Linked DNA regions of Homo sapiens: region 1 is linked to region 2. The links are chromatin contacts, found by Hi-C or POLR2A ChIA-PET in ENCODE. All regions are on one chromosome and are shown on one strand. Each heading gives the region's core, a stretch centred on a gene start or an enhancer-like site at or near the end of the contact. The rest is flanking DNA. Distances are from core to core; before and after follow the strand shown. Region 1 overlaps RCAN1 (regulator of calcineurin 1). Region 2 overlaps RCAN1 (regulator of calcineurin 1).

Region 1 (3,797 bases), core at 32-2,531, 38 kb after region 2:
GTGATGAACTATGTTGACAAGTTCAAGCTGTTGAGGAGGTGCTTGTGCGTTACTGATAGAAAAGGATAATGCTTTTCATGCTGCCGACCATTCACAAGACATTTGGCTATTCCATAAAAGAGATTCTCCCTCTCGAACTCCGAGGGAGAAGGCTGTTTCAGGTTCCCATCACCAAACCACTCTGCAGCTGGGGTGCCCTGCTACCCGGTGCAGGAGCCCTGCACCAACACTCTGACAAAGAACTCCATGAGACAGTCAGAGATGGAAAGGTTTGCCAGGCCAGGACTTCCTCTAGGAAAGCAGGCCTCAGGTTCAGACCTGTTTAAGCTGACACCCAACTCCACCTCCACCGTGACTGAGAATTGAGATGACTGATGAGCTGGAATGATCAAGAAAGGCTAAGAATCATCAGGAAAGGAAATGATCAAGAAGAAAACGTTCATCATTGTTTAAGAAGGCAGGGTTGGACTGTCCATTTTAGACACTGATTCCTCAAATGGTTAAACATCACATTTCTAACAACCAAGAGGCTATATACCCTTCAGCTCTACAGAAAATCTGGCCATCTCAAACAACTTAACGTATTTCCTAAAGATTTTGAATTGTAGAGTTTTACTCTGGTTTTTCAAGGAACCACGGCATCTTCAAAAGGACACTGGTTCTAGGAGTCTGAAGTCCTGGTTTCTAGCTCTCGCTTTTCCAGTAACAAACTGAGTTGCACTGGGGAGAACATTTCATCTCCTGGATCTCGCCCTGTCTGTCGCAAAATCAACGGTAAAGGCTCCCTGGGCTCCAATGCTCCAATGGAATTCAGGGAATCCAAAAGGATGTGACCGGAAAGAACACAATCATGGATAATCTCATTCAGCTTATATAAGTGAACAAAGTGTGGGAAAGCAAGGCAGAGGTATTAGCACTCAAGTGTATTAATATCTATGCTAATGGAATACTACAAGAAACATTCCACCTAAATGCTAAAAACAGGTTTCCAATTAATCATAATTTAACAAAATACAAATTGCTGTCAGTCTAGCTACATGAAATTCCCACTAGGGCCACTGGAAATTGAGAGAATGCAAAGATGGATGGATGTAGTCTACTTATTCCAGGAATAGTTGGAAAATTTGGAATAAGGCCAGGATTAGGGAAAAAATAAAACAAAACTTGCCTGACAAATTGAGTAGTGTTGGGAAGTTTAATACAATCTGTGACTGATTCACAGCGCAGGAGTCTTTCTGTAAGAAGAGCCCTGTTTGTTCTGGGCAGTGGCTTATATGTTCAAGAATGAGTTCAGATGAGTGCAACTTCAAGTAGAGCTCCACAATGAATCCAATTACGTAGGCGGCCACCACAGCACTTCTTTAACTTTCGTAGGCAAGGAAGAAGATAAAGAACTCATTTGTAAGGTATACAAATGCCCTGCTGGTAATGGTCTAATAAGCCTAACAATTTAAATGCCATGCTCTGAAATAACCCTTTGTTTCGGTGGATTGAGTCAGCCAAAGTATCCGGAACTGGGTCCCACAGAGGGTCCTGATGTTCTTTGGAACATAGCTCACATTTTCCAGTTTATTATGCAGGTTCTGACTGATAATAATTCTGTCACAGTCAACCTACACTTTGCAGTTTACAAGGTCATTTCACATGTATTAACTCTTTCAAGTTTCTCTAAAACCTGGAGAGGATATAGGGAAGGTGTTAACTATCCTTACCTTTGAAGAAAGGAGGCTTGGTGAATTGAGACTACTTGCCTAAGGTCAGGCAGCTCACAATCGCCAGCATCAACATTCACATTCCTGCCCTGTGATTCTGTGGTCCCGGATGGCTGTACCCAAATATTTCTTCCTGAAGGTCTTTGAGTTAGTCCTGAAAAAGGCACGGTTCAGGTACACTGACATGCCTTCAAGTTTCCACGGTGAGCCAGTGAACATTACTTAACGAGAGCAATGGTGAGCTCATGCAGATCTCAGGCTCTGAACTGAGAAAATGTTCAGACCATTAAAAAACCTTTCTCCCCCCAACAATTTTGTCTTTTAATCTAAGAAGTCAGGTTCTTGGCATTTCTGACCACTCTAACACAAATCCAGAATTTGCCTAAGCGAGCAAAAGAGGATGCACAAATCATGACTGTAACAAGCCTGGTTTAGTCTGACGGGGTTGCCGGTACAGGCACATTCTAGGATAGATGCAGGCAGCCCATGAAAGTCCCAGGGAAAGAAGTCCACACTGGGAGGGGCTAAAAGCTTCGGACAGGTGGCTAATTCTAAAGTTCCTTCTGTGAACTGCTCCACATAAGCAAAGCAACCTAGACTTCCCTAAGAATTTGAAAGCAGGATCTTACTTTATCATTTTTCCATCTTTTACGCTTAGAACAAAGAAGTAACAAAGAATAAGAATAAAAATCAAGGAGAAAGAACAGAGGCAAACAATAGTGCCCATACTGATACTTATTTTAAGATTGTTGATTTTTGTGGGACATCCATTTCCTGGAAAACTTTACAAAAGAGGATTGTTGTAAAGTTCTAAATGATGAAGACAGGGCTTTATAACGGAAACCATTTCTCAATTCTTTAATAATTTTAATACTTAATAATTAGCACCAGAAGAAAATTTGGTTGAAGTGATGACAAAAAGAAAATCATGTGTGAAAAATTGGAAATATTGACATGATTTCACAAAGACATCAGAAGAATGATACATTTGTGCAGGAAGTACAGTAAGAGCCTGGGGGAAGCTAAATGGAAAATTAGTGGTCAAATAAAGAAACAAAAGAGAGCAATGTCCAGTAAGGCCATTCTGACTATAAAGCCATTCTGACTATACTCTTACAAACTGATGTGATTTGGCTCTGTGTCCCCACCCAAATCTCACCATGAATTGTAATCTCGATAATCCCCACATGTCAAGGGTGGGACCAGGTGGAGGTAATTGGATCATGGGGGTGGTTTCCCTCATCCTGTTCTGGTGATAATGAGTGAGTTTCAGGGGATCCGATGATTTTATAAGTGCCTATCATTTCCCCTGCTTGCACTCACTCCATCCTGCCGCCCTGTGAAGAAGGTTGCCTGCTTCTCCTTTGCCTTCCTCCATGATTGTAAGTTTCCTGAGGCCTCCCCAGCAATGCAGACTGTGAGTCAATTAAACCTCTTTCCTTTATAAATTACCCTCTCTAGGGTAGTTCTTTATAGCAGCATGAGAATGGACTAATTCACAAACTAGTGCTGTGTTGACATCATGATCAGAGTAAATACGGGATAAAAGTTCCCAAGCTATGCAACTTTCTCCAGCAGGAGAAACTTTTTTTTGGGCAAGTGGTTACTTTAAAACTTTATTTTTAGTACAAGGGAAAATGATCCCAAAAGTGTATTTGTAAGCTATGGTTTGACTATTTTTGATGTCAGGAACTGTGATTCACCTACAATATCCAACTTATTTTAGATATTATTCTAATGCTCTCTACCTAAACAAAAATACATTTGAAATAGTGAAATCTTTCTCCAAGAGTTAAAAATGCTGGAGCTAGTTTTGCTTGGCTGGTCTGAAATACTTGAAAGCAGAACTGCAAGAACTAGCACTTTCTGGAAAGTGTTGACCTCTTTCTGGATAATTTTATAAAGAAGTTAGCTACCTCAGTAAACTGTTTATGAAAAAAAGAGAAGCTAAACATGAATCCATGCACAGTGTCAATGCTTTTGATACTGAATTCTAACTCAAGACCTGAATTTTAACTCAAGAATATTCCGTCAATATTGGCCCGACGTTCAGGGCCACGGTGGTCCCACAGCTGAGGACAGCTG
Region 2 (3,973 bases), core at 835-3,334:
GAGCTTTCTGCAACTGAAAAACCCGGCAATGTAGAATGAAGGGACTGGGGCCTCCCGCTGGGGTGCCGCTCTGGCCACGGGAAGAGTGTGCATCTCTGGTGCTCATGAAGGCAGCTCTGAGCCTGGCTCCTTAGTACCCAGGGCTCATGGGCACTTTATTCTGCTTCCCTGTGCACCTCAGTTCCCTCCTCAGTAAAGGAGACGGTAAAGGTATTGACTTCATGGAGCTAACAGCATGAGTGAGTGCCCGAGGCAATGAGAACCCGGCTCACCACATGCTTGTCCAGCCCATGTCACCTAGAAAGATGTTTAAGAATGGAGACTGCATCGTTATTGGTGCCCTGCTGGGCAGGGATCTGAAATAGGGGCAGGAGGTTTGCTTCAACCTGCTCCACCCACAGGGTGTGGCCTCATGGTCAGTTTTCTTCCAGGGCTTTGTGCTTGGGATTTCTTTTCTTTTCTTTTTTCTTTTTCTTTCTTTCTTTCTTTTTTTTTTTTTTTTTTTTGAGACAGAGTCTTGCCTGTTGCCCAGGCTGGAATGCAGTGACAAGATCTCGGCTCAGTGCAACCTCCGCCTCCCAGGTTCAAGTGATTCTCCTGCCTCAGCCTCCCAAGTAGCTGGGACTACAGGCGCATGCCATCATACTCAGCTAATTTTTGTATTTTTAGTAGAGACGAGGTTTCACCATGTTGGCCAGGATGGTCTTGATCTCCTGACCTCGTGATCCGCCTGCCTCAGCCTTCCAAAGTGCTGGGATTACAGGCATGAGCCACCGCGCCCGGCCTGTGCTTGGGATTTCTTTGCAGTTCGGGTAAGCGAGGAGGCACCGCACCAACCACTGTGTGATTTCCGCCCGACAAGAGCGGCCCAGGAGAGCTTCCTACCTCCAGCCACACTGGTTACTCCTCTAAACCTGGAAGGTACTTTTACTGATAAGGAAGGTGGTGATCTTTTCTCTATCACATGTGGGACTGGAATGTTATTATAACTGCACTGAAAAAGGCAAAGGAGCTCAGCTCTCTGAGAGAGAGAATTCAGGCATGGGAGGTCAGATGGATTGCTGAAAATGCTGGTTAAGAGCCTCTTACAAATCTACCTCTTTGCAAGTCTCTTATCTACCTACTAATCATCGAAAATCCAGAAAGCTCAGGGTTTAGGACCATAATTTGCAAAATCTCCGCAATCCTGTTGGTTGAAAAGCACAGGTGAAATATGAAATCTCACTCAAGCTCACTGTTAAGTGAACCAAGGACAAACTGATTTTATTACGTCTATTTCCTAAAAAGCCTTCTCCAATAAGCCCTCGGTGAAGGAAGTGGTATATTCTGGAGTATGCAGAATTTTTATTAACAGCATTTGCCTCTGGAACTGTGGACACCTCTTTGCAAGTGGAGACCCTGTTTTCTCCCATTCCTAACCTAGGGGAAGACTCCACACCCTCAGCCATGCTCATGCCCCCGGGCCAGGAGCTGCTGTGGGGGGAGCACACGCTTCCTCAAAATGGCCATTTCTGATCTTGACCTTCACGCCACAATTAGCAGTAAGTAATGTGAGTCTTGCTTTATCCCACAGAGGGAATTTCCGTTTGGACAATGTTTTCAGAAATGTAATCTTTTCAATATGAAACTGCTGATGGACCAAGAAAACAAAACCCTCAACCCAAGGGAACATCAGATTGCTGGTCAAGGAGAAATGAGGAGCTGACGGTCTCAGCATTTATTTGACTTGCTCCACGGACAGAGCAGGAGAAGGCTCAAACCTCTTCACCCCAAGACTCTCCCTCACACCTGCCTCCTCACCCAAACCCTAGAGGACAGGACAGGAACCACCAACATTTTATGGTTTTCAAAAATCCTGCATTGAACACTGACTGTGAGCCAGGTGCTGATGGAAGTGCCTTTCACTCGATGATCTCATCTACTGCTCACAATTCCACCAGTTAAGGCCCACATTTTGGACAAAGAGCCTGAGGAACCTACCCCCTCCCCGCAGTGCTCACACTTTTGTCCCTCCAGAGGACGGGAACTTCCTCTTTCTTTAGCAAGCTCTGTAGGGGACCAGCCCACAGGCCCTGGGGTAGGGCAGCCCGACCGCGGCCCTTCCCTCACCATGGCCTATGGTTCTCCTTCCCTTTTCCTTTAAGAAGGCCAGGTGAGAATCACAGGAAAGGGAGAATTTATTTTGATTAAAAATAACATTTCTTAAAGGGGGCATCGATTTTCCCTTTCCAAAGTCCAATCACTCATCCCTATCCGGAGCGACAGAACCTGGGGCCGGGGCTCAGGCCTCCCACGCAGGCTGTGCTCAGTGGACACAGGAATGGATTCCTGGGACACTGCGGGGGGTGGAGGGGCGTGATGCAGGGTCCCCACGATCAGCCGCAGTCTCTCTAACACTGCAGGTGGTGCCAAGAGGCAGGCATGCTCCCAGCACAAGGGACGGTGGCGCAGAAGAATACAGAGAAGCTCACAAAACATGCCGGCATGGGCTCAGGAGAGCTACGGGGGTAGTGGTGGTACTGCTCCCTGGTGCAGGGCAGCAGCTGTGTCTCCCCCTGCCTCCCTCCCACCCGAGGGCCCTGCTCACCTGGCCCCAGCTTGGAGATGGCATATAAGAGATCATAGTTTATGACTGGGGTCGCATCTTCCACTTGTTTCCATCCCACTGGCGGAGAGGCGGGAGGGGAGATCAGAAACTGCTTGTCTGGATTTGGCGGAGCCAGGTGTGAGCTTCCTATGTGTAAGGTCTGAGGAGAGAAAATAAGCACAGGTCAGTTGTTGCCAGGGAAGAACTGCAGTGAGGCAACAGCACCTAACGCCAGTTCCGGGAGATGGGCAGGTCAATGTCCAGGCGTCAGGACAGGTGTGATTCCAGGACCAATTGTAAGATGGTCTGTAATGGGGAGGGCAAAAGGACATATGAACTCTGGTTGTGGCACAGATAGGATGACAGCCCCCTCCCAGGGCTATGGGAGTCACAGGCACAGGGACTGCAAATAATTACGCTTGACCTAGATGGACAGAAAATCAGCAGAGGTGACTTTAGTATATATGGAAATTTAAGTCACTGTCATTGAGGTCAGGAGGGCTCTTGGAATCAGTCTCTCCCCGCTCCTCATACCACAGAGGCAAGCTCTGAAAGTCCAAAGCCTAGGCCACAGTTCTGAGAGGACACAGCTTCTCAGGGACAGGGAGCCAGGGCTCCACCTGCCCCTAGGGTTCCCCACCCAGCAGCAGCTCTGCACCTCCCTCTCCGGGACTCTGGATCAGATGCCAGAAAAAAAAAAAAAAGCCACTTCCCAGGAGACTTTAAGAAATAAGAATAAGGAACAATAACCTACGATCCTAGTTTGGTTTTAGAAATGCTGACCAGTGATGAGAGGGCTGTCCATAGAGCTCTTACATCTCAAGCTGCGCGGTGTAGGTTTTCTCTGCACTTCCAGATTGCCCTCCCCAAGTTTTCACAATGAATATGCATTGTTTTACAAACAGAAAAGGTCAGAGGAGTACTAAGTAATTATTTGCATAAAATCTTATCCCGTGCAGAAAGGAGTGTACTCACACAGGAAGGCCTAGGCACCCAAGGTCAAAGCTCAGCCTGTGCCTCCCAGGGCAAAAAGGTCAGGGGTGGGGCGGGGATCCCAAATGCTTTATTTATACTTGAAGGGCCCAGCAAGTTCGCTGTCCTCACTTTGAGGAAGAAAAGACACTTTGGCTCTCTGGCGTGGTGTCAGATGAGCTTCCTCCCACTGGGGGAGGCCTTTGGACAGGGTCCTCTCCCATCCCAGCAAGGTATGTGTGTATGTGTGTGTGTGGTGGGGGCGGGTTGGGGGGGTGCTCAGAGCCTGAGGGGGACTTGCTTTACTGAGGAGCTGGCTGCATTCTAGAAGCTCCTCTCTTCTTCCCTGACAATCTGTCAGCCCCTAAGGACATCAAATGGAACTCTGGGAGCTGCCTTGAAGGTGGGTCACCT

Evidence for each region. A loop is a pair of places that touch in the nucleus more often than their neighbours do. ChIA-PET counts read pairs that join two places held with the same protein, here RNA polymerase II (POLR2A). Pooled maps may share reads with other maps.
Region 1: a map of aorta shows a loop between it and region 2 (2.1-fold over the local background). The contact joins two enhancer-like sites. A Hi-C loop is called at or near these places in 17 of 168 maps with a recorded cell type or tissue (CD14-positive monocyte, GM11168, IMR-90 and 12 more), 1 of 37 single-sample maps with no recorded cell type and 12 of 50 pooled maps. POLR2A ChIA-PET finds 5 or more read pairs at or near these places in 8 of 52 experiments (AG04449, AG04450, BJ and 5 more).

The regions. Positions count from the first base shown.
Region 1 is chr21:34,558,055-34,561,851 of GRCh38, forward strand. The region is part of intron 1 of RCAN1 (regulator of calcineurin 1); the gene reads right to left. Among named protein-coding and RNA genes, the nearest start is that of KCNE1, 48 kb to the left of the region's middle. Within about 2 kb of position 1,282, at least 2 of the 41 ENCODE cell types and tissues checked have a DNase peak (open chromatin) inside an H3K27ac peak, as active enhancers do.
Region 2 is chr21:34,518,912-34,522,884 of GRCh38, forward strand. RCAN1 (regulator of calcineurin 1) reads right to left here. Exons shown (of 4, transcript NM_004414.7): 3 at 2,588-2,747. Among named protein-coding and RNA genes, the nearest start is that of KCNE1, 8.7 kb to the left of the region's middle. Within about 2 kb of position 2,085, at least 5 of the 41 ENCODE cell types and tissues checked have a DNase peak (open chromatin) inside an H3K27ac peak, as active enhancers do.